Regions from separate parts of the Homo sapiens genome. Here region 2 is linked to region 1. Evidence: read pairs that join two places in POLR2A ChIA-PET (ENCODE). Cell type or tissue: Caco-2. All regions are shown on one strand. Each heading gives the region's core, and the rest is flanking DNA. Links, peaks and the distances in the headings are about the cores only. Region 1 overlaps NR6A1 (nuclear receptor subfamily 6 group A member 1). Region 2 overlaps NR6A1 (nuclear receptor subfamily 6 group A member 1).

Evidence for each region. ChIA-PET counts read pairs that join two places held together with the same protein. Peaks named below come from ENCODE experiments on the same cell type or tissue, not always from the same donor. Only the 100,000 strongest peaks of a DNase experiment are listed, where the experiment ranks them.
Region 2: POLR2A ChIA-PET joins it to region 1 with 10 read pairs; 7 of 35 experiments call an interaction of 5 or more read pairs at or near these places.

Annotation. Positions count from the first base shown.
Region 1 is chr9:124,636,921-124,649,281 of GRCh38, forward strand. All of the region lies in intron 2 of NR6A1 (nuclear receptor subfamily 6 group A member 1), which reads right to left. Among named protein-coding and RNA genes, the nearest start is that of MIR181A2HG, 15 kb to the right of the region's middle. In Caco-2, for the core only: no CTCF peak of the experiment used is centred there; no DNase peak of the experiment used is centred there.
Region 2 is chr9:124,727,398-124,739,758 of GRCh38, forward strand. It overlaps NR6A1 (nuclear receptor subfamily 6 group A member 1), which reads right to left. Exons shown (of 10, transcript NM_033334.4): 2 at 5,911-5,952. It overlaps LOC124902269 (a long non-coding RNA gene), which reads right to left and starts at 340. Exons shown (of 2, transcript XR_007061772.1): 1 at 1-340. RefSeq lists enhancers at 517-1,018, 1,019-1,518, 7,321-7,852. In Caco-2, for the core only: no CTCF peak of the experiment used is centred there; a DNase peak (open chromatin) is centred at 6,894; H3K4me3 peaks cover 339 bases.

The DNA of each region.
Region 1 (12,361 bases), core at 2,631-10,630:
CTCTGCTGACACAGAATTACAAAAAAAACACTAAGACAGGGTCACTTTCCTCTAGAATCTGGAGGGAGACAGATCAGGAAATAAACTAATGTACTTACTACATTAGAGAAAAGCATCAACAAGGTGCTAATGGGAACCCGGAGGCAGGAGTGATACATCTCTCTAGGGGTATGATGAAAACTTCACAATCAAAAGTAGCATTTGAGCTCCGTTTTGAAGTGGTAGGCTACCGACAGGCAGAGAAAAGGCAGGAGTAGAAAGTGCATTCTAGACCGACACAGTAGCATGTACAAAGACATGGTAGCATAAAAGCATGGGTTTTCTAAAAACATTAGTAATTGTGTGTAGCTAGAGTTTAAGTACATGACACTGAATGTCAGGAGGAGACAGGAATGTTGAAGAAGGCCAGATTGGGAAAGGTCTTATATACCAGGCTAAAAAGCTGGAATTCTTCCTATAGGTGGGAATAACACATACTTACTGTAGCTACCATTTATTAAATATCTATTACATACTAGGCAAGGTGTTGTACATACTTTACTGCACTTAACGCTCAAAACTCTGCCATATAGGTATTTTCTCCTCATTGTACATGCAAGAAAAAAAGACTCAAGAGAGGTTAGGTAACTTTCTCAAATCAAGTCTGACTCCAAACTCTACACCATCTCCCAGAAAAAGAACTCCAACTGGCCAGGTGCAGTGGCTTGTGCCTGTAATCCCAGCACTTTGGAAGGTCAAAGCGGGCAGATCACTTGAGTCCAGGAGTTCGACACCAGCCTAGCCAACATGGTGAAACCCCATCTCTATTAAAAGTATGAAAAATTAGCCGGGTGTGTTGGCACACGCCTGTAGTCCCAGCTACTCAGGAGGCTGAGGCACGATAATTGCTTGAACCTGGGAGGCAGAAGTTGCAGTGAGCTGAGACTGTGCCACTGCACTCCAGCCTGGGCGACAGAGTGAGACTCCCTCTCCAAAAAAAAAAAAAAAAAAAAGAAAAAAAGGGAACTCCAAACTAATTGGGTGGTATAAAAATGTTAAATGGGGCTGCGCATGATAGCTCATGCTTGTAATCCCAGCACTGTGGGAGGCTTAGGCAGGAGGAGGATAGCCTGAGTCCAGGAGTTCTGGACCAGCCTGGACAATACAGTGAGATCCCATCTCTACAAAAAATTAAAATTTAAAAATTAGCTGGGTGTGGTGGCTTGTGTACCTGTAGTCCTAGCTACTCAGGAGGCTAAAGCAGAAGGATTGCTTGAGCCTAGGAGTTTGATGTTACAGTGAGCTATGATCACACCACTGCACTCCAACCTGGGTAGAGTGAGACATCTGTCTCTTTGGTGTTTAAAAAAAAAAAAAAAGTTCAAGGACCCTTTGAAATCGCTGGCATAGGCATCAGACTGGATAGGCTCATCTACTTACTTTTTCTTAGCAGTCTCTAAAACACAGAAATAATAAGAAATCTAAGACCAATTTTTCCTATGGTCTTTTACTGACGGTTTTCTCTCTCCTGACATTACTACAGCATTTGACATCAATAGCTATTTCAGGAGACAAGGTAGACAGAGTTCCCAAAGCAAAGACAGGAACAGAACAAGATTGTGGCTTGTGTATCATCAAATCTGACACCTGACCAAAATTCACTAGTGCAATGCTTTGTAAAAATATGCATTCAGGCTCTGAAGATCATGGGCTGCTTGAATTTGGTCATATTACTTAAGCTTTCTGAGCCTCAGGTTTCTTACATTTAAAATGAAATGCTAAGTACCACCTTTCACAATAGTTATGAAAGTTAAAATGGAATAAATAATGAGAAGGAAGACCCAATGACTACAACATGATAGGCATGCAACCTACCTTTCCTACTTATGCAGACAATTACTAGCACTGTTTACCTCATAGGATTTTTGTGAGGCTCAAATAAGGTGATGCTTGTGAAAGCCCTTAAGTGAAATATAATTATCCAACTAAGTTTTGCCATACTATTCAAGATACAAGAATGAATATAGTATAATCCTTGTCTTTACGGGAAGCTGATTTTCTAAAAAGGGAGCTACAAGTACATAGGTAAGTATAACACAGGTAAGCAGAAAGTGCTAGAAGAGTAGCCATAATAGTTAACACAATTGAGCACTTATGGGCCGGACCTAGTCTAGGTGTTTTACCTATATTCTTATTTAATCCTTAAACAAACTCTATGGAACAAGTACTATTATATTTCTAGATAACCGAAACTGAAGTAAGTACATGCTGGATAGGTAATCTGCTTAAGTTAATACAACTAGTTAGTGGTGGAGCTAAGGATTTAAATCCAAGAATTCTGACTCCATAGCTCATACAATTAAAAATGCAGGGGTGTGTATTTTTAAAATGGAGAAAGAACATGCCAACAATAACGAGGTCACTAACGTTTACTGAGCACTCACAGTGTGCCAGGTCCTATGCTAAGCACTTTACATGTAAACTCTTACTGAAGCCCAGCAATCCTCTGTGAGCTAGACATAGACAGCATCCCGATTTTACAAATGAGGCCAAAGACTAAATGAGGCTGGTTTACTTTGCTCAAGGTCTCATGGCTAGTTACCAAAAGAACCAAATCTCAAACTTAGCCCTATCAAGTATGTCAAGTAAATGTTCTTAACCTCTCTACTGTCTGGTTCAGTGTAGACAGGGACAGTAGGAGAGCTAACCTCAGAAAGAATTAGCAAAGGAGTAGCCAGTGAGGTAAGAAGAGGACCAACAGAGAGCAACATTCTGAAAGGCAAGGGAAGAGTCTTTCAAGGAGGAGGGCAAATGGATCAATTATCAAATGCTGCTGAGAGGCTGAGTAAGATGAGCACTGAGAATTTAAACACATTTTAGCAATGCAGAGGTCTGTGGTCACCTTGACCAAGTTGTTTCAATAGTATGGTGAGTTCAGAAGCCTCACTGGAGTGTGTTAAAGAGAGAAAGGAAGCAGCAGCAGAAACAATTAGTATATACAACATTAGAACATTTTTCACTTAGATAGCAGGGCTGTACAAAACACCCTGTCATACAGGGTAATGTGTTGATGAACCCATGTTTTAAAATTTGATATGTAACACCTCTGGGTGTTCAGTTTATTTCCATTTTTAAAATGCATAAAAAGAAATTAAGTGGAAATTTGAGAAAAAACATATGGAAGCGCTGAAGAACATCCATGGCGTCCTAGGGTCCTGCAGAACACACTTTGAAAACAATTATCTTAATCCAGAGGAATGAAATTCTGAGATGGAATTCAGCCAGTTGCAAACTAGGTTTAAGAAAGATATTTTTAGGATTTAGAGGGAATCTCCTAATGCTCTTCAGATTCTGCTACCTATTACTCAGGAAAGATAACCTTAGAACATTCCTTTCTTTCATCAAATGCTTTACCTTAAGATCTTTTGAATAAAAGGGATGTTTGTATATGGTATTTTCCACAAATGTTTGGTACTGAAGGATGCTAACTTTTATTCTGTGTTATTTTGGTTTTGTTTTTAGAGGAAGGTTCTCATGTCACCCAGGCTAGAATGCAGTGGAGTGATCGTAGCTCACTGTAACCATGAACTCATGGGCTCAAGCAATGTTCCTACCTCAGCCTCCCAAGTGGCTAGGGCTACAGGAGTATGCCACTATGCCTGACTACTTTTAAAATTTTTTGTAGCCATGGGGTCTCGCTGTGTTGCCCAGGCTAGTCTTGAATTACTGGCCTCAAGCAATCCTGCTTTGGCCTCCCAAAGCACTAGGATTACAAAGCATGAGCTAGAGTTTACCACCCCCAGTCCAATCTTTTTTACACACATATACATCTCTCTCTCCTTGCCAGCACCCAAGCAGGATTACAGGCATGCACCACCACACCCAGCTAATTTTTGTATTTTTTGTAGCAATACACACAGAGTATTTTAAATAAAAATGTAAGATCACTTTACTTTGTGATCCCTAATTCTATAAATGGGCTTGATTACCCTTTTGCCTTCATTCAAAATAACCTTTTAAATTACAACAGCAGTCCCTATAGACAAGCTAAAATAAGAAGTTAAGAAACTGAATTATGTTAAGCATTTCATATGTTATTTTGTTCTGACAGCAACCATTTACATGGGTCTTACCACCCCCATTTTATAGATAATAAATAAAACACAAAGTCGCCGGGTGCAGTGTCTCACACCTGTAATCCCAGCACTTTGGGAGGCCAAGGCAGACAGATCACCTGAGGTCAGGAGTTCGAGACCAGCCTGGCCAACATGGCAAAACCCTGTCTCTACTAAAAAATAAAAATAAAAAAATTAGCTGAGCATGGTGGTGCATGCCTGTAATCCCAGCTACTTGGGAGGATGAGGCAGGAGAATTGCTTGAACCCAGGAGGCAGAGGTTGCCGTGAGCCGAGATCACCCCATTGCACTCCAGCCTGGGCAAAAAGAGTGAAAATCTGTCTCAAAAAAAAAAAAAAAGAAAAGAAGGAAAAGAAAGTATGTGTTAGGAACTTTGAAAAGAAGAGGCCAGGAATGGTGGATCATACCTTTAATCCTAGCACTTAGGAGGCCAAGGCAGGAAGACTGCTTGAGCTCAGGAGTTTGAGACCAGCCTGGGAAACATAGTAAGACTCCATCTCTACAAAAAATAAAAACTAGCCAAGCATGGTGTTGCATGCCTGTAGTCCCAGCTTGGGAGGCTGAGGCAGGAGGATTGCTTCAGCCCTGGAGTTCGAGGCTGCAGTGAGCTATGACTGCTCCAGCCTGTGCAACACAGTGAGACCCTGTTTCAAAAAAAGAGAGAGGGGAGAGCTGTGGGAAATTAGTTGGGAAGGTAGGTCAGGAACTGACTGCAGTGTCCTTGGCTTAAATAAATGCCAGGCTGGGAAACTAAAGCTACGCTCTATATGCAGTAAAAGATTGTTAACATATTATGCAGCATAATTAGAGCCTTATTCTGTGCTTAAGACAGGGTTAAATGGAGAGACAAGAGGCAAAGGGATCAGATAGGAGCTCACTGTAATAGTACAGGTAAAACATACAGGCCTGAGTTACGTTTAGGTTGCCTATCATGGCCCAATATAAGCTCAGGCTCTAAGTTTGAACTTGGCTCTATCACTACCACTTAACAGCTGAGTGAGTTTGTGTGCTTCTTTTTTTTTTCTTTTGAGACAGTCAAGTCTTGCTCTGTCACCTAGGCCGGACTGCAGTGGCGCGATCTCAGCTCACTGCAACCTCTGCCTCCTGGGTTCAAGCCAATTCTCCTGCCTCAGCCTCCCGGGTAGCTGGGATTACAAGCGCACACCACCACGCCCAGCTAATTTTTGTATTTTTAGTAGAGATGGGGTTTTGCCATGTTGGCCAGGCTGGTCTCGAACTCCTGACCTCGGGTGATCCGCCCACCTTGGCCTCCCAAAGTGCTGGGATTACAGGCGTGAGGCACTGCGCCCAGAAACTTTGTCTTTTATTTATTATCTATAAAATGGGGATGGTAAGACCCATGTAAATGGTTGCTGTCAGAACAAAATAACATATGAAATGCTTAACATAATTTCTCAACTTCTACACTATTCACCTTTCAGGTGAAATAATTTTTTTTAATGGGCAACTGTTTTATGCATTATAAAATATTTAGCAGAATCCCTGGCCTCTACTTACTAGACACCAATAACAATTCTTTTCTATCCCCTGTCGTGACAACCAAAAAATGTCTTCATATTGCCAAATCAACCCCAGTTGAGAGCCATGTAACACTGTTTCTGGCATATAAAGTGACCAATGGAGGCAAGCTTTAAAAAATAACTGTGGGGCAGGGTGGTGGAGGGAGAAGGTGGTCATTTGGTGATGAAGACAGAAATATAAAAGACAACGTGTAGAGTGAGATGACCAAATTGGCTGGTTAGATGTGGAAGCCATGAGAGAGGGAGGTAGCAGGGGAGACCACAGCTTTAATTCTGTGTGTCTAGTCCTACTAAAGAAATAAGAAAGATAAGAAAGTGGGCAGGCTTGAAGAACCAGAGGGTCAGGTGGATGGAAATATTTGAAAGATATTAAGAATTGTGGCCTGGATCCAGAAAGAACGATTGGTGTAGGTCTCAAAGGCCAAAATCATTCTTCATGTCTCTTGAGCTTTTTATGATTTTAGCTTTATCTAGCACCTCTCAAGTGAGTACCAGTTACATGCCTTAACTATAAAGCCCTCGGGTGGGGGGGGGGAACAAAAACAAGCTAAAAGACATGACTGACAATGAATATATATTACCTTTAAAAATCAAAGAAAACGGGGCTGGGCACAGTGGCTCACACCTGTAATACCATCACTTTCAGAGGCTGAGGCGGGAAGATACTTGAGGCCAGGAGCCAAGACCAGCCTGGGCAACATAGTGAGACCCTGTCTCTATGAAATATTTTAAAATTTTGCCAGGCCAGGCATGGTGTCTCACACCTGTAATCCCAGCACTCTGAGAGGCTGAGGCGGGTGGATCACTTGAGCCCAGGAGTTCAAGACCAGCCTGGGCAACATGATGAAACCCCATTTCTACCAAAAATACAAAAATTAGCCAGGCTGATGACGTGCACCTGTAGTCCCAGGTACTCGGGAGGTTGAGGTGGGAGGATTGCTGGAGCCCAAGAGACGAAGGGAGCAGTGAGCCAAGATTCCGCACCACTGCATGCTAGCCTGGCAACAGAGCGAGACCCAATCTCAAAAAAAAAAAAAAAAGCCAGGTGTGGTGGTACACATCTGTTAAGTTCTAGCTACTTAGGAGGCTGACATGGAAGGATTGCTTGAGCCCATGAGCCCAGGAGTCTGAGGCACCACTGCACCCTGGCCTGGGCAAAGAGTGAGATCCCATCTCAAAAAAACAAAAAAAAAAAAAAAGAGAGAGAGAGAGAAAGGGTACTCTTTTCATTTTTTTAAAATCAGAAAAAATTAAATATATTTTAAAAATCACTATAAATTTGTACATAGTAAAAGATGCTTTTAATTTTCCATCCTTTCTGGGTTTTTTTGTTTTTGTTTTTTGAGACGGAGTCTCACTCTGTCACCAGGCTGGGGTGCAGTGGCGCGATACTGGCTCACTACAACCTCCACCTCCTGGGTTCAAGCGATTCTCCAGCTTCAACCTCCCAAGTAGCTGGGATTACAGGCACGCGCCACCATGCCCTGCTAATTTTTGTATTTTTGGTAGAGACAGGGTTTCACTATATTGGCCAGGATGGCCTTGATCTCTTGACCTCGTTGTGATCCACCCACCTCGGCCTCCCAAAGTGCTGGGATTACAGGCGTGAGCCACCGCGCCTGGCCTAATTTTCCATCCTTTCACCAGACAACTGAAGAAGAGGTGTATACTGATCCTCTTGAAGATTAAGTCTTCTTTTTTTTTTTTTTTTTTTGAGACATGGTTTCGCTCTATTGCCATGCTGGAGTGCAGTCAACCTACGTCTCCTGGGTTCAAGCAATTTTCCTGCCTCAGCCTCCCAAGTAGCTGGGATTACAGGCATGCGCCACTACCCCGGCTAACTTTTTGTATTTTTAGTAGAGACAGGGTTTCACCATGTTGGCCAGGCTGGTCTCGAACTCCTGACCTCAGGTGATCCGCCCGCCTCAGCTTCCCAAAGTGCTGGAATTACAGGTGTGAGCCACTGTGCCCAGCCAATTAAGTCACTTTCTAAGCTTTTAATATGTGCCACATATTTTAGAGACATTGGTAAAAGGGAAAAAGTTGTATCCAAACTGATAGTGTCTAAATTCCAGCTGCACAACGGAGAAGCCAGATCTACCTGATTCTACATTCTCCAGCCCCTACTGGTCTCTATGACAGTTTTTACAGCCTTTGTCAAGCTACCTGAACAAATAAGACTGCATCCCTGCCCTTTACCTATGAAACAGTGTGTACCCCAAGGACCCTCCAAGCACTAGCCAAAGCAAATTAGCATTGGAACTGACCTGAGGCATCTACATACAACGACTGTACTTCAGATTTTCCAGGAATATTCTGTTTTGTGGTATTCATGAAACCGATGTTCTCCAAATTCCAATATTCAGGAATGCACACTAAACCTCCACATAAAAATTCCAAGTCATGTCATTACACATTTGCCAAAACACATTGAACGTACAACATCAAGTGCAAATCCTAACGGAAACAAAATGAATGACAGCAAAATAGACTTGGATTGGTTATAAATATATACTGCAATCTCTAGTGAAACAACTAAAAAACTTTTAAAAGTACAATTGTTATACTAAGAAATGAGAGAAAATGGAAACACATAAAATGCTCAATTAAAACCACAAAAGAAACAAAAAAACACAAAACACAGGAAATGTGTAGAAGAGAAAAAGAGAACAAGGACAACAAAAAACAATAAATATATAGCAGGTATTAATCAACTACATCAGTAATCACTTTGAACATCAATGGTTTAAATGTACCAATTAAAAGGCAGATTGTTAGAGTGAATCAGGAAACAAGACCCAACTATATGTTGTCTACAAGAAACCTACTTTAAGTAGAAAGACACATAAAGAATAAAAATGAAGGGATGGAGAAATACATACCATCCTAACACCAACTGAAAGAAAGTGGAAGCAGCTATGCTAATTTCAGACAGAGCAGACTTTAGAGTGAGGAAAGTTATCAGGAGAAAGAGGGGCATTACTAATGATAAAGGAGTCAATACTCTAAGAAGACATAACAATCCTAATGTGTATGCACCTAGTAACAGAATGTCAAAATACCTGAAGCAAAACCTGATAGAACTACAAGAAAAAAACAGATAAATCCACCCTCTATCAAAAATGGACAGATCCAGAAGGCAGAAATTCATTAAAAACATGTTGAACTCAACAGCACTACCAATCTTTTGGATATAACTGACACCTATAGAATACTTCATCCAATTCAATAGCAGCAGATTTCACATTCTTCTCAAGTTGACATGAAACATTTACCAAAACAGACCACATTCTGGCCCATAAACCACATCTTAACAAATTTAGAATAATAGAAATCGTACAATGTTTGCTCTCAGACCACAATGGAATTAAACTAGCATAACAGAAAGATATCTGGAACATCTCAAATACATAAAGATTAAACAATACAATTCTAAATAAAAACATGGGTCAAAGAAGTCATCTCAAGAGAAAAATATTTTGAACTAAATAAAAATAAAAATATAATTCATCAAAATTTGTGGGATGCAATGAAAGTAGTGCTTGGAGGAAAGTTACAGCACTGAATGCATATGTTAGAAAAGACAACCTAAAACCAAGCTTCCACCTTAGGAAGCTAGAAAAAGACAAAATTAAACCCAAAGTAGGCAGAAGAAAAGAAATAATAAAAATTAGAGCAGAAATCGATGAAATTAAGAACAGGGAAGCAATAAAGAAAATTAACAAAACCAAAAATCAACAAAAGCTGGTTCTTTGAAAAGATCAATAAAATCCATAAGCCTCTAGCAAGGCTAACTAACGAAAAAAGAAAGAGGACACAAATTACTAGTATCAGAAATAAAACAGTGTCTGTCAATCGTACCTCAATAAAGCTCAAAAAAATGAAATAGGGGACCTCACTATGGATCCTATAGACATTAAAAGGAAAATAAAGGAATATAATGAATGAATAAGTCTATGTCCACAAATTTGATAACCTAGATCAGAGGTGTCCAATCTTTAAGCTTCCCTGGGCCACATTGGAAGAATAAGTGTCTTAGGCCACACATAAAATACCTAACACTAACACTAACACTAACAATAGCTAATGAGCTTTAAAAAAAATGCAAAAAATTTCATGTTTTAAGAAAGTTTACGAACTTGTGTTGGGCCACATTCAAAGCCATCCTGGGTTGTGGGTTGGACAGGCTTGACCTAGATGAAACAAACCAATTCTTTGAAAGGCACAATCTGCCAAAACACATACAAAAAAATAGAGACAATCTAAATAGGCCTACAGGTATTAAAGAAATTGAATTAACAATTAATAACTTACCAAAACAAAAAGTTGTGGGTGTGGAGTTTTTAAATTTTTTAACAGATAGAATCTCACTCTGTTGCCCAGGCTGAAGTGCAGTGCTGTGATCATAGCTCACCGTAACCTCAAACTCCTGGGCTCAAATGATCTTCCTGCCTCTGTCTTCCCAGTAGCTAGGACTACAGGCTCACACCACCAGAACTGGCTAATTATTTTATTTTTGTAGAGACAAGGTCTCACTATGTTGTAGCCCAGACTGGTCCCAAACTCCTGGTCTCAAGTGATCCTCCTACCTTGGCCTCCCAAAGCATTGAGATTACAGGCATGAGCCACAGTGCCTGGCCCTGGTTTTTTAAATAGATAAACAAAATTGACCAATTGTTAGCTAGACTAAGAAAAAAAAGAGAGAAGTTTCAAATAAAGACCCAAATCAGAGATGAAAAGGGAGACATTTCAGAAATACAAAGCATCATTAGAGACTATTATGAACAACTAACTACATGCCAATAACTTGGAAAATCTAAAAGAAATGGACATACACAACCTACCAAGATTAAAACATAAAGAAATGGGGGCCGGCCGCAGTGGTTCACGCCTGTAATCCCAATACACTGGGAGGCTGAGGTGGGTGCATCACGTGAGGTCAGGAGTTCGAGACCAGCCTGGCCAACATGGTGAAACCCCATCTGTACTAAAAATACAAAAATTAGCTGGGCGTGGTGGCACATGCCTGTAATCCCAGCTACTCAGAAGCTGAGGCAGGGGAATCACTTGAACCTGGGAATCGGAGGTTGCAGTGAGCCGAGATCATGCCACTACACTCCAGCCTGGGCAACAGAGTGAGACCGTCTCAAAAAAAAAAAAAAAAAGAAAGAAAGAAAGAAAAGAAAAAAGAAATAGAAAACCTTAACAGAACAATAATGAGTAGCAAGAAAGAGGCAGTAATAAAAAGTTTCCCATCAAAGAAAAGCCCAGGACATGATGGTTTTGCTGCTGAATTATATGAAACACTTAAAGAACTAATACCAATGGTATGCAAAACTATTCCAAAAAATTGAAGAGGAACACTTCCAAACTCATTCTAAAAGGCCATCCTTACCCTGATACCAAAGCCAAAGACACAACAACAACAGAAACTACAGGCTAGTATCTCTGATGAACACAGATGCAAAAATCCTCAATAGAATACTAGGCAAACTGAATTCAGCAACACATTAAAAAAAATCATTCACCATGATCAAGTGGGATTCATCCCAGGGATGCAAGGATAATTCAACATATACAAATCCATAAACAGGATATGTTACATTAACAGAATCAAGAACAAAAACCAGGTGAGACATAGTGGTTGTAATCCACCACACGCCTGTAATCCAGCACTTTGGGTGGCCAACACAGGAGGACTGCTCGAGTCCAGGAGTTCGAGACCAGCCTGGGCAACATAGCGAGACCCCATCTCTACCAAAATAAATAAATAAATAAAATACATGTGATCATTTTAAAAGATGCTAAAAAGTATTTAATAAAATTCAATACCACTTCATAATAAAAACTCAAAAACTGTGTATAGAAGGAACATACCTTAAAATACAATAAAGACCACATATCCATGACAAACTCACAGCTGGCATCATACTGGATGGGGGTAAACTGAAAGCCTGGAACATGAATGCCGACTTTCATCCTTTTATTCAAATAGTACTGAATGTATAAGCCAGAGCAATTAAAATTAGACAAGAGAAAGAAATAAAGGGCAGCCAAACTGTAAAAGAAGAAGTCAAACTGTCCTTGTTTGCAGACATGATCTTTTATTTGGAAAACCTAAAGATACTGCTAAAAAAAAAAAAGGCATTAGAACTCAGAAACAAAATAAGTAATGCTGTAGGATACAAAATCAACATACAAAAATCGGTAGCATTTCTATATGCCAACAGCAAACAATAAGAAAACAAAATCAGGAAAGCAATCCCACTTACAAAAGCTCTAAAAAATAAAAAATAAAATACCTAGAAATAGAATTAACCAAAAAAGTGAAAGATCTCGACAATGAAAACTATAAAACACTGATGAAATTGTGGGATTACACACAAAAAAGGAAAGACATCCCATGTTCATAAAGTGAAAGGATATTGTTAAAATATCCACACTATCCAAAGAGATCTACAGATAAAATGCAATTCCTATCAAAATACCAATGACATTCTTCGCAGAAATAGAAAAATCCTAAAATTCATATGAAACCTCAAAAGACCCCAAATAGCCAAAGCAATCCTGAACTAAAAGAACACAGGTGGAGGTATCACACTACCTGACTTCAAAATATACTACCAAAGCTATAGTAAGAAAGTGTGGTACTGGCACAAAAAAAAAAAAAAAAAAAAAAGACACATAGACCGATGGAACAGAATA
Region 2 (12,361 bases), core at 2,321-10,320, 90 kb after region 1:
TCTGTACTTGAATTTGTACTGTTAACAGCACATTTGGAAGATTTTTAAACTTTTTATTATTGTATTATAACTAGCATTCAGTTATTATTTTGGATATTTAAGGGTTCCATTACGTTAACATTGTATTTGGACAAAGTATAACCAAATTAGCCAGTCTGTTTTCTTCCATGTTTAATCAGAAGTGAGAGATAGAAGTACTTCAAATTCAGCAGGCCAGCAAGCAATTGGCTTAAAATTCGCTTTCTTAAATATTGTGACTCTTATGCTCTCCGCTTTTTAATGACTTTATTTATTTATTTATTTTTAATACAGGGTCTCGCTCTGTCACCCAGGCTGGAGTGCAGTGGCACGATCTTGGTTCACTGCAACCTCTGCCTCCCAGGTTCAAGCGATTCTCCTGCCTCAGCCTCCCAAGTAACTGAGATTATAGGCATGTGCCACCATGGCCAGTTTATTTTTTGCATTTTAGTAGAGACGGGGTTTCACCATGTTAGCCAGGATGGTCTCGATCTCCTGACCTCATGATCTGCCCACCTCAGCCTCCCACAGTACTAGGATTACAGGTATGAGCCACCATGCCTGGCCTAATGACTTCATTTTTATTTTTTATTTTTATTTTTATTTTTGTATTTATTTATTTTTTTCTTGAGACATAGTCTCACTCTGTCACCCAGGCTGGAGTGCAGTGGCATGATCTCAGCTCACTGCAAGCTCTGCCTCCCGGGTTCACACCATTCTCCTGCCTCAGCCTCCCGAGTATCTGGGACTACAGGTGCCTACCACCACACCTGGCTAATTTTTTTTTGTATTTTTAGTAGAGACGGGGTTTCACTGTGTTAGCTGGGATGGTCTGGATCTCCTGACCTCGTGATCCACCCACCTTGGCCTCCCAAAATGCTGGGATTACAGGCATGAGCCACCGCGCCCAGCCATGACTTCATTTTTAAAGTACTTGCGGCCAGGCACGGTGGCTCACGCCTGTAATCCAAGCACTTTGGGAGGCTGAGGCAGGTGGATCATGAGGTCAGGAGTTCAAGACCAGCGTGGCCAAGATGGTGAAACCCCATCTCTACTAAAAAACAGAAAAATTAGCTGGGCGCAGTGGCAGGCGCCTGTAATCCCAGCTACTCGGGAGGCTGAGGCAGGAGAATCGCTTGAACCCGGGAGGCAGAGTTTGCAGTGAGCCGAGATGGCACCACTGCACTCTAGCCTGGGTGACAGAGCGAGACTCCGCCTCAAAAAATAAATAAATAAATAAATAAATAAATAAATAAAGTACTTGCTCAGTCACTTGAGAGAAAATGCTTGGGGTAGTTTTTCCATCCTCAAACTTAATGTTTTTACTAGTTCACAGGGTTTGGAAGAGTATGCACCAATCACTAAGACTGCTTCAGAGTTTGCAATTTTGTATGTTTCATTGCCAAAGAAGGCTTAGTGGTTGTTGACTGTAGTATAAGTCACCTTTCTGTAGCATAAGATTTGATTTTCTTATACTTACTCCACTTGTTATCCATCACTGATTATTTGGGTTAAACTGGACTCATTTCAAGCAGTTTGCCTTTGTTGTTCAAATACGTGATGAGAAACTTAATATTGTAATTTGACTTGAGCCATAAAACACATTTTAATATTAGCTTGTATTATATTTATTAAGCTTGTTTAGTGGGAAAAAAACTTACTAAAACCTAGATAAGTCTAGATTAAGCCAGTTTAGGTGTATTTTCTATTTTAGTGATGGATCGTATCATAAAAATAGAGATAAGTTGGGAAGATATATTGATTATGCTGTTCTATTGAGGGAAAGGTCACGTATTTGGAAATTTAAATTTTTGTTTATTGTGTTCACATCATAGTATATAAGCATCATTTACAGTTTGGCTATGAGAACTTTTCTGGTATGTTTATGGAAAATGTATGAAAGAAACAAGTTTTGATTATATTTTTATATTTGTAAAGTAAAAGTTCGGTTAAAATGATCACTGTTCTTTTTTTTATCATTTCAATAAAAAATATTTGAAAGAGAAAAAAAATACAAAAGTTAGCCAGGCATGTGGTGTGCACATGTAGTCACAGCTACTCAGGAAACTGAGGTGGAAGGATCACCTGAGCCCATGAGGTCAAGACTGCAGTGAGCCATGACTATGCCACTGCACTACAGCTTGGACAAAAGAGTAAGACCCTGTCTCAAAAAAAATTAAATTAAATAAACAAAAGTCAAATGGAATTAACATAGGAGATGTTATTCTTTCCCAGTCAGAATTCCCAGAATATGCAGTATCAAAAACCACAGCCAATTTAACACAACACACATAGCCCATCTCAGTCTTGATGCTTCCTATCACTTGGTAGGGCTGAACATGCTCATTTGAACCCCAAAACTGGTACAAACTGAAATAAAATTTTATTTTGTCTAATTTTTTTTTTTTTTTTTTGAGACGGAGTCTCGCTCTTGTTGCCCAGGCTGGAGTGCAATGGCACGATCTCGGCTTACCGCAACCTCCACCTCCCAGGTTCAAGCAATTCTCCTGCCTCAGCCTCCCGAGTAGCTGGGATTACAGGCATGCGCCACCACAACCCAGCTAATTTTGTTTTTTTAGTAGAGATGGGGTTTCTCAATATTGGTCAGGCTGGTCTTGAACTCCTGACCTCGGGTGATCCGCCTGCCTCAGCCTCCCGAAGTGCTGGGATTACAGGCGTGAGCCACCACGCCTGGCCTAATTATTTCTAGAATAATCAGATCCTTATGTATTTCTTCAAAGAGAAAGATTAAACTACTACTAACTTCCCAATATAGAAATTACTGAGAATATTACCCACATACGCTAAGTACAAATTTTTTGGTTTGTTTTTGAGACAGGGTCTTGCTCTGTGTCACCTAGGCTGGAATGCAGTGGTGTGATCATGGCTCAACTGCAGCCTCCTCCTCCTTAAGCAATCCTCCCACCTCACCTTCTCAAGTAGGTGGGACCACAAGCACATGCCACCACACCTGGATAATTTTTAAATTTTCTTTGCAGAGACGGGGCTCCCTATGTTGCCCAGGCTGGTCTCAAACTCCTGATCCTGGGCTCAAATGATCCTCCCGCTTTGGCCTCCCAAAGTGCTGGAATTACAGGCATGAGCCATCATGCCCTGCCAGTAAGTACAATTTTTTAGTCTTTTTTTTTTTTTTTTTTGGTGACTCCTATTCTATACTGATGTATAAAATTATGTCTCAATGTCTGTTCATTCTCATGGAATAGAGAGGTCTATAAATTGCCATATCTAGCTAGGAATTTTATGAAGAAATGTTTAATGAGCTGGTATTACTTAACCCAGAAAGAAGAATTCAACAATAATTTTTCTGAGAATATCAAGGACCTTTCTCAGAAAATGGGCATTAACCATTTTCAATTGCTACTAGGTGCAGAAAAAGAGAATACATTTGGGTACTAAATGCTAAACTAGAGGTTTATAAAATGTCCTTTCAAATATTTCCTAACACACTGATAACATACAAGAACAAGAGCTATACTTATTTATCTGTGTATCCCTAGAGTCTAGAGAACTGGGTGTGGAGCAGAGAGAACACTCAGTGCTTAACAAACTGAGTTATCAACTATCTAGCATGTTTTATGTGTAGTTGTCTGAAAGGTTACAGGGCATCTCAATGTCCTTCCTAGTGTTCAAAAATGCTTCTAAGAAAGGACCATGGCCAGGTGCAGTGGTTCACGCCTGTAATCCTAGCACTTTGGGAGGCCAAGGCAGGCGGATCACAAGGTCAGGAGTTTGAGACAAACCTGACCAATATGGTGAAACCCCGTCTCTACTAAAAATACAAAAATTAGCCAGCCATGGTTGCGCACGCCTGTAGTCCCAGCTACTCCGGAGGCTGATGCAGAAGAATCACTTGAACCCGGGAGTCAGAGGTTGCAGTGAGCTGACATCGTGCCACTGCACTCCAGCCTGGGTGACAGAGCGAAACTCCATCTCGAAAAAAAAAAAAAAAGAAAGGACCATGACTCCAGAAAAATAACTGAATTTATCTTTTCCTCCCCTAAGCAAAGGCTACTCATAAGAGAACAGAAAACACAGCTGGACCTCGAATAACACGTTTCAACTACACAGGTCCACTTCTACGCAGACTTTTTTCAATAAAAGTTATACCAGGTGTGCCTGCCTCTCCTGCCTCCCCTTTCACCTCCTCTACCTCTTTCACCTCTGCCACTCAAGAGCAAGACCAACCCCTCTTTCTCCTCCTTCAGCATGAAGGTGGTGAGGATGAAGACCTTAACGATGATTCACTTCTATTAATGAAGAGTAAATATATTTTGTCTTCCTTATGACTTTCTTAACAACATGTTCTCTTCTCTAGTGTACTTTATTGTAACAATATAGAATATAATACATATAACATACAAAATTATGTTAATCTACTGATTATGTTATCGGCCAGGCTTCTAGTCAACAGTAAGTTATTAATAAAGTTTTTGAGGAGTCAAAAGTTATAAGTGGACTTTCAACTGTGCAGGGGGTTGTCATCCCTAACCCCCACATTGTTTAAGGGTCAACCGTACTATATACACCTATAGCTGCTGGTATACTGGGGCTATACTATCTAATACAAAACTGATTCTGAAATTTACAACTTTTAAAAAGACAAATATATTTCCCTGGTGTTTGATAAGCATCATGAGAACTATTTTGCCTAAAAATTAATAAGTATTAGTTGCAACATGGACATTTATACTAATAAGGAGGGCAGAGGCGAATATGTGAGAAGGTCCACCACCTCAGAGCTTGAATCAGCTTCACGATGATGGAAAGGTAAGCTTTATCACTGATCTCAACAGCAGACTGGTGGCAAAGAGCCAGCCGTAACAAAGTACTACAATCAGAAAAATAACTCTAGACCATCTCATGGAATCTCAATCTAAATTATCATTTGACCTTTCGGCATTATAGCAAAATAAGGTCTGTATACACTGGATACTCCCATGTCCTATTTCTAACCATTATGACTATGTGTCCCAGAATGGTGCACGCCACCACATTTAGGAAGAACTGGAAATGCAAATGATTATCTATGATGAAGACTCACATAGTCCTGAAAAGCATCATTTAATTAGACCTTGAAATGGTAACTCTCATATCTTAACCATAAGACCGTAAATGAAAATTAAACTGTACTACAAAGGTTATCAATTATAATTTCTAAACTAAGCAAAATGCTTCTTTTAAAGAAATTATTTCAAAACTATCAATACTTTAGAAGTGTTTGTGAGTATACAGTTGTCCATGTGCATAAATGCAAGTACGAATTTTTTTTTTTTTTTTGAGGTGGAGTTTTGCTCTTGTCACCCAGGCTGGAGTGCAATGGCATGTTCTTGGCTCACTGCAACCTCTACTTCCCGGGTTCAAGCGATTCTTCAGCCTCAGCCTCCCGAGTAGCTGGGACTACAGGCACCCGCCACCACGCCCGGCTGATTTTTGTATTTTTGGTAGAGACAGGGTTTCACTATGTTGGCCAAGCTGGTCTTGAACTTCTGACTTCAGGTGATCCACCCGCCTCAGCCTCCCAAAGTGCTGGGATTACAGGCGTCAGCCACCACGCCTGGCTTCAAAGTACAATTTTTATTTTTGTTGGTTTCATGGAAGGATGGAGAACAAAGCAAGGAGACTGGTGTTAAACAGAAATTTTCAGCAAACCAACTTTCTATTAAACAGATAGATCCTGGCCACTGAATAATATCAGAAGAAAGCATAACTAGAAAAGACAGAGTGCCCTTCCTATAATTACAAATTAAAGTGAAATAAAATCTGAGAGTCAATAAAGTAAGGCTTATCAATGACACCTTAAGTTATTCACTTAAAAGTGTACACACACATCCTTTTCTTACCAAAGAATATTGGGTAACATTGAGAACTTACTAGTGCCTGGGTCAAGCTCTGCCAATTCATCCTGACAGAAACCTAAAGAGAAAACAATAGGAAAAAAAATTACAATTTGTGAATTACTTCAAGCTGACTCCAAATATGAAGTATCATACAGTTGGGGGGAAATCTATACTCAGAAGTCAATTTGGGTTTCAATCCTAGCTCTAACATTTAGCTACTACATATCCCTCTGAGCCTCCATTTCATCCCTTCAATATAAAAACAGATAATAGCATTTACCACAGAATTGTAATGAGGATTAAACAAGTTACCAAAATAAAATGCTTACCATAGGCCTTGCCACACAGTAGGAGCTCAATATACAACAGCACAAGTAATTATGAGTTATCATGGCAATGTCCGTTGGAATAAAAATTCACAGGAAAATTACAATTCATTTAATACCTGTCATATTCTATTTAACACTGCTAATTCTTTTCCAAAAGAAAGCAAAGTATGTAAAATATTAACAACAATATCAGACAGTGTAATATCATGTAAATTTTTCACAAATGCTGAAGAATTTTACCTACACAAACAAATGAAAGCAATTTTTCCATTAATAAGTATGCTATTCAGGTTGGAATAAATACCTCTCAGAGCACACTTCACATTTCATATGCTCAGACCCAAAAAGTATGAGCTATATTTGTCTGGCTGGTATATAACTAACACACTGGAGAGATAAATCAAGCACAAGGAATGGCAAACATAGTACGTCCTCTATACATCGTTGATGAAAGGTTTTGTTTTTCCTGAAATGGCTGCATACTTTCTTCTGTTTGCTTTCTACTCTTCCTCAGTTTAAATATTTCCTCAGAAAAGTTTTCTCTTGCCTCTTTCACCCTTGTCTCACACACAAGGTCAAATTCCTGTTTATAATTATCTCTAACACCTGTGCTTGCTTCTAGCACTCATCAACAAGGAACTACTTGTTCAGCGTCTGACCACAATGAGACTGTTCCATGAGGGCGGGGATCCGACCTGCCTTGTTTTACAGCTTTAACCCCATTACCTCTCACAAGCCTAGCACGGAGTAGCTGTTCAGTAAACAACTGTAGTATTTCACCAGTAAATTCAGAAATATCGGATCTTGGTGCCGGGTGCAGTGGCTCATGCCTGTAATCCCAGCACTCTGGGAGGCCAAAACGAGCTGATCACTTGAGGCCAGGAATTCAAGACCAGCCTGGCCAACAGGGTGAAACCCTGTCTCTATTAAAAATACAAAAATTAGCCAGGCATGATGGTGCTTGGCTGCAATCCCAGCTAATCGGGAGGCTGAGGCAGGAGAATCTTTCGAGTCTGGGAGGTGGAGGTTGCAGTGAGCCGAGATTGAACCATTGCACTCCAGCCTGGGCAACAGAGCGAGACGCTGTCTCAAAAAATAAAACAAAAAAAAGAAGCAAAATTAGGACTAGAGGGGTATGAAAGTAACTTCTGTCAAAACTGGGTGACCAAAAGCCAGACCAACAACTAGCCGTCATATGGGAGAAATGAGATTCATGCAGCAGGCCAACTGCTTAAACACTACGACTTTGTTTTTGTTTGATACGGAGTTTTGCTCTATCGCCCAGGCTAGAGTGCAGTGATGCAATCTCAGCTCACTGCAACCTCCGCGCCTCCTGGTTTCAAGCGATTCTCCTGCCTCAGTCTCCTGAGCAGCTGGGATTACAGGCACCTGCCACCATGCCCAGCTAATTTTTGTATTTCTAGTAGAGACAGGTTTCATCCTGTTGGCCAGGCTGGTCTCAAACTCCTGACCTCAAGTGATCTGACCACCTTCGCCTCCCAAAGTGCTGGGATTACAGAAAGCCCAGCTTAAACATCACAACTTTTAAAGTCCTTTGCAATTCTGGGCTGTTCTGACCACACCAAACATGCCACATTCTTTCTTGCCTTTCTGTGAGTCCTCCTCCTCCTCCATTTGGTAAAAATGACTCATCCTTTAAGATTCAGTTCCAATATCACAACAATGAAATATGGAAAACAAAAGAGGCCTCACCAGCATTCACCAAACAATAAAGGAATAGTTTAAATACCTGCTTCTTCCACTAGACAGTGAAATCTTCAAGGCTAGGGACTGACTGTGCCTTATCCATCTGCAGAGCTGCTTCTGGCCAGAACAGTTGTGGACACATTATGGAAGGTGCTGAAATGCAGGATCAACTAAACAGAACACACAACCCTGCCTCTAGATCAGTCTAGGGAAGAAAGTCATAGAATCAGGAAATCTTAAGTCTAGTCTGAATAGTGTGTGTAAAGTCTAAATGAGGAGACTGGATCTGAAATACCAGAATTTAGAAGCTGCTTAAAGTGGCTGATCTCAGACCAGCTTTAAACCCCTCTACATAAAGGCAATGGGAATCAGAAAAGCCATGGAGAGATGCCAGGTGTCTTAGTCCATTCAGACTGCTATAATAAAATATCATAAAGTAAGTCTCACAGTTCTGGAGCCGTGAAGTCCAAGATCAAGATGCTGGTAGATTTGGTGTCTAGTGAGAGCCCATTTTATGGTTCACAGATGGTACCTTATCACTGTTCTCACATGGTAGAATGAGCTCTTTAGGGTCTCTCTTATAATGGAACAATCACCTCCCAAAAGGCCCCCATGCTAATACCATCACCTTGGAGGTTAGGATTTCAATATGTGAATTCAGGGGGATCACAAACATTCAGACCATAGTACCAGGCAATGAGAAAATAATTCATCACTACACACGGATTGAATGTTGAACATCATGCCAGAAGTGAAACTGAGAATAAGCATTCACTTCATGTAAATTGACTCAAAAACGGGACAAAAGTACAGGAAAGCAGGCTGGTACAATGGGAAGGTTAGACCTCTCCTAGGTTCTAACTCAAGCCACCTTTAGTTATATGACTCCCTATTCTGGGCCTCAGACTACTTTGGACATTAAATGAACGGACTATACTAGAAGTCTCAAAAAAGGACAAAGCCTAATGTACCTTCTGAAAGTGCCCATTGTTGTGAACTCAAGTAAATGATCAAACAAAAATAGAGGGTGACTCAAAAACAAAGAAAATACTAAGTAAAATATTTAAGATGGACATCTATTGCTTTTATCTGCCTAGCAACCACTCCCCACTTCTGTTAATGGCACCCTGATTTTTCTTTGCAGACTTCTATTCAAAGGCCACATGATCCAAGGAGAATTGACCCTAACTTTGTTGTAAATTGGGATCAACAACAGCACCTACCTTATGGGGATGTCAAAAGAATTAAATGAGACCAGGTACAGTGGTGCATGCCTGTAATCCCAGCACTTTGGGAAGCCGAAGCAGGAGGATCGCTTGAGCCCAGGAGTCGGAGACCAGCCTGGGCAACATGGTGAAACCCTATCTCTACCAAAAAAATACAAAAGTTAGCCAGGTGTGGTGGTGTATGCCTGTAATCCCACCTACTTGGGAGGCTGAGGTAGAGATCACCTGAGCTTAGGAGGTCGAGGATGCAGTGAGCCATGATCGTGCCACTACACTCCAGCCTGGGCAACAGAGTGAGACCAGGTCTCAAAAAATAAAGAATTAAATGACACAGTGAATATAAAGGCTTTGCACAGTACTTGACAAAGTAAGACCTCTATATATGTAAGCTGCTACTAACTAATCTCTAGGGTCCATCCAATTCAGTGCTGTGTCTATGGAAGCAAAGTGTAGATTATAGCAGAGTTACTATTAAACCATTCATGGCATCATCCTCAAAGACCTGGGATGGAACCCTAATATCACTAATGTCACTTTGGTTACTTGCTGTGGTTCTTGAACTTTTACATTTTCAGCCTGTAAAGTGCTTGATGTGGTGATTCCAGATGTTTGCTACTTCCTGAGGAAAGACTCTATATTCACACTAAAAAAAATCCTCCAAGGGTCACAAAGATCCTGATTATAAAATTCAGTAATTACATCTACATTCCCTCGACCTAGTCCTGAGACCACTGCTATTATGTTGTCTCTGGATTTACAGATCATCACTAATGCAGGAGCCTTGAAGATATATGGAGAACAATGTTAATCTTACCTACAAACCACATACCTACTGACCACAAGGCAATGAAATGGCCACAGCTAGCTACTATTGTCAAGCAGAGTTTTGCCCAGATTCTCAGCAACCACATCTAGCTGGCAAAATGATTCTTAGCTAGAAGAACCCAAACCACTGCTAGATGTAACCCCAAATGTACGTTAAATTGGATTTATTCAATTAGATTCAACTCAAAGGCAATCAGAGTTGTTCAGCAGAAAGCAGAATCTTGGCCGGGCGCAGTGGCTCACACCTGTAATCCCAACACTTTGGGAGGCCAAGGTGGGTGGATCACTTGAGGTCAGGAGTTCGAGACCAGCATGGCAAAAATGGTGAAACCCCATCTCTACTAAAAAGACAAAAATTAGCCTGGCATGGCAGTGCACACCTGTAATACCAGCTACTTGGGAGGCTGAGGCAGAAGAATCGCTTGAACACAGAGGCAGAGGTTGTAGTGAGCCGAGATTATGCCACTGCACTCCAGCCTGGGGGAAAGAGCAAGACTCCTTCTCAAAAACCAAAAAAAAGAGGCTGGGCGCGGTGGATCACCTGAGGTCAGGGGTCCTAGACCAGCCTGACCAACATGGTAAAACGCCATCTCTACTAGAAATACAAAAATTAGGCGGGGCGTGGTAGCTCACGCCTGTAATTCCAGCACTTTGGGAGACTGAGGTGGGCAGATCACGAGGCCAGGAGTTCAAGACCAGCCTGGCCAACATAGTAAAACCCCGTTTCTACTAAAAATACAAAAATTAGTCTGGCGTGGTGGTGCACACCTGTAGTCACAGCTACTCAGGAGGCTGAGGCAAGAGAATAGCTTTAACCTGGGAGGCGGAGGTTGCAGTGAGCGGAGATCGCGCCACTGTACTCCAGCCTGGGCAACAGAGCAAGACTCTGTCTCAAAACAAAACAAAACAAAAAGAAAAGCAGGCTCTTAAGCTTCATAAATAAACAAACATACCCCCAAACCCACCTGTCGCACAGAATACAACATATTAAACAGATCAGGAAATTTTCTGAGAAATCCAGGAAATTTTCTGAGAAATCCAGGGTCTTTGTATGGTGACTTAAATTGCTTTCAAAAGGAAAAGAGAGACAAGAAACAGATTGGTTCCTAAGATGATATCACCAAGTCAGTGTGCACACAAGCAATCTGAAATGTTACTGCAAAGGTTATATTCACTTGCCTCAGTTTAACTAGGAAGATAAATGCGTACTGAAAAAAGGACACGGGGGCCGGGCACAATCGCTCACGCCTGTAATCCCAGCATTTGGGGAGGCTGAGGCAGGTGGATCACCTGAGGTCAGGAGTTCAAGACCACCCTGACCAACATGGTAAAACCCCATCCCTACTAAAAATACAAAAATTGGGCCGGGTGCAGCGGCTCACACCTGTAATCCCAGCACTTTGGGAGGCCAAGGCGGGAGGATCACGAGGTCAGGAGTTTGAGACCAGCTTGGCCAACATAGTGAAACCCCATCTCTACTAAAAATACAAAAATTAGCCAGGCGTGGTGGCGCATGCTGTAGTCCTAGCTACTCGGGGGGCTGAGGCAAGAGAATCATTTGAACCCGGGAGGCGGAGGTTGCAGTGAGCCAGGATCACCCCACTGCACTCCAGCCCAGACAACGAAGCAAGACTCCATCTAAAAAAAAAAAAAATACAAAAATACAAAAATTAGCTGGGCTAATTTTGGTGGTGGCAGGTGCCTATAAGCCCAGCTACTCAGGAGGCTGAGGCAGGAGAAATGCTTGAACCTGGGAGGCAGAGGTTGCAGTGAGCCCAGATCACATCACTGCACTCCAGCCTGGACAACAGAGCGAGACTCCATCTCAAAAAAAAAAAAAAAATGGGGGCGGCGAGGGTATGGGTATGAATTAGAATTAGATTCAAATCCCAGATTTGCTATTATCAAATTAACTACTCCAAACCCATGTCTTGGAATGAGGATAAAAATAACCATCACATTCAATTGTCATGAGATTTGGTGAATATATGTAAATCATCTACTTTATGGCAAGTAATCAGCAAATGGCTCTAAGTCTAGGAATCTTATTTCATACAAGAGAAAGTTCCAGTTGACAAGCTCTTCTCCAAATAGGCGTTTTGTTTGCTTTTTAAACAAGGTCTTGCTTCTGTAGCCCAGGCTGGGGTGCAGTGGCACGATCATGGCTCACTGCAGCCTTGACCTCTAGGACCCAAGCAACCCTCCTACTTCAGCCTCCCAAGTAGCTGAGACTACAGGTGTGCACCACCACACATTTGACAAAAAGGCATTTGACAAAAAGAAAATGATCACTGATTCCTCAAATTGTGACTGGCTATCATGAGAGATTAAAATGTCACTGATCTTTTTCCTTTTTGATATTTTGACTATAAAATTGTAAATTTACCATGACAGAAAC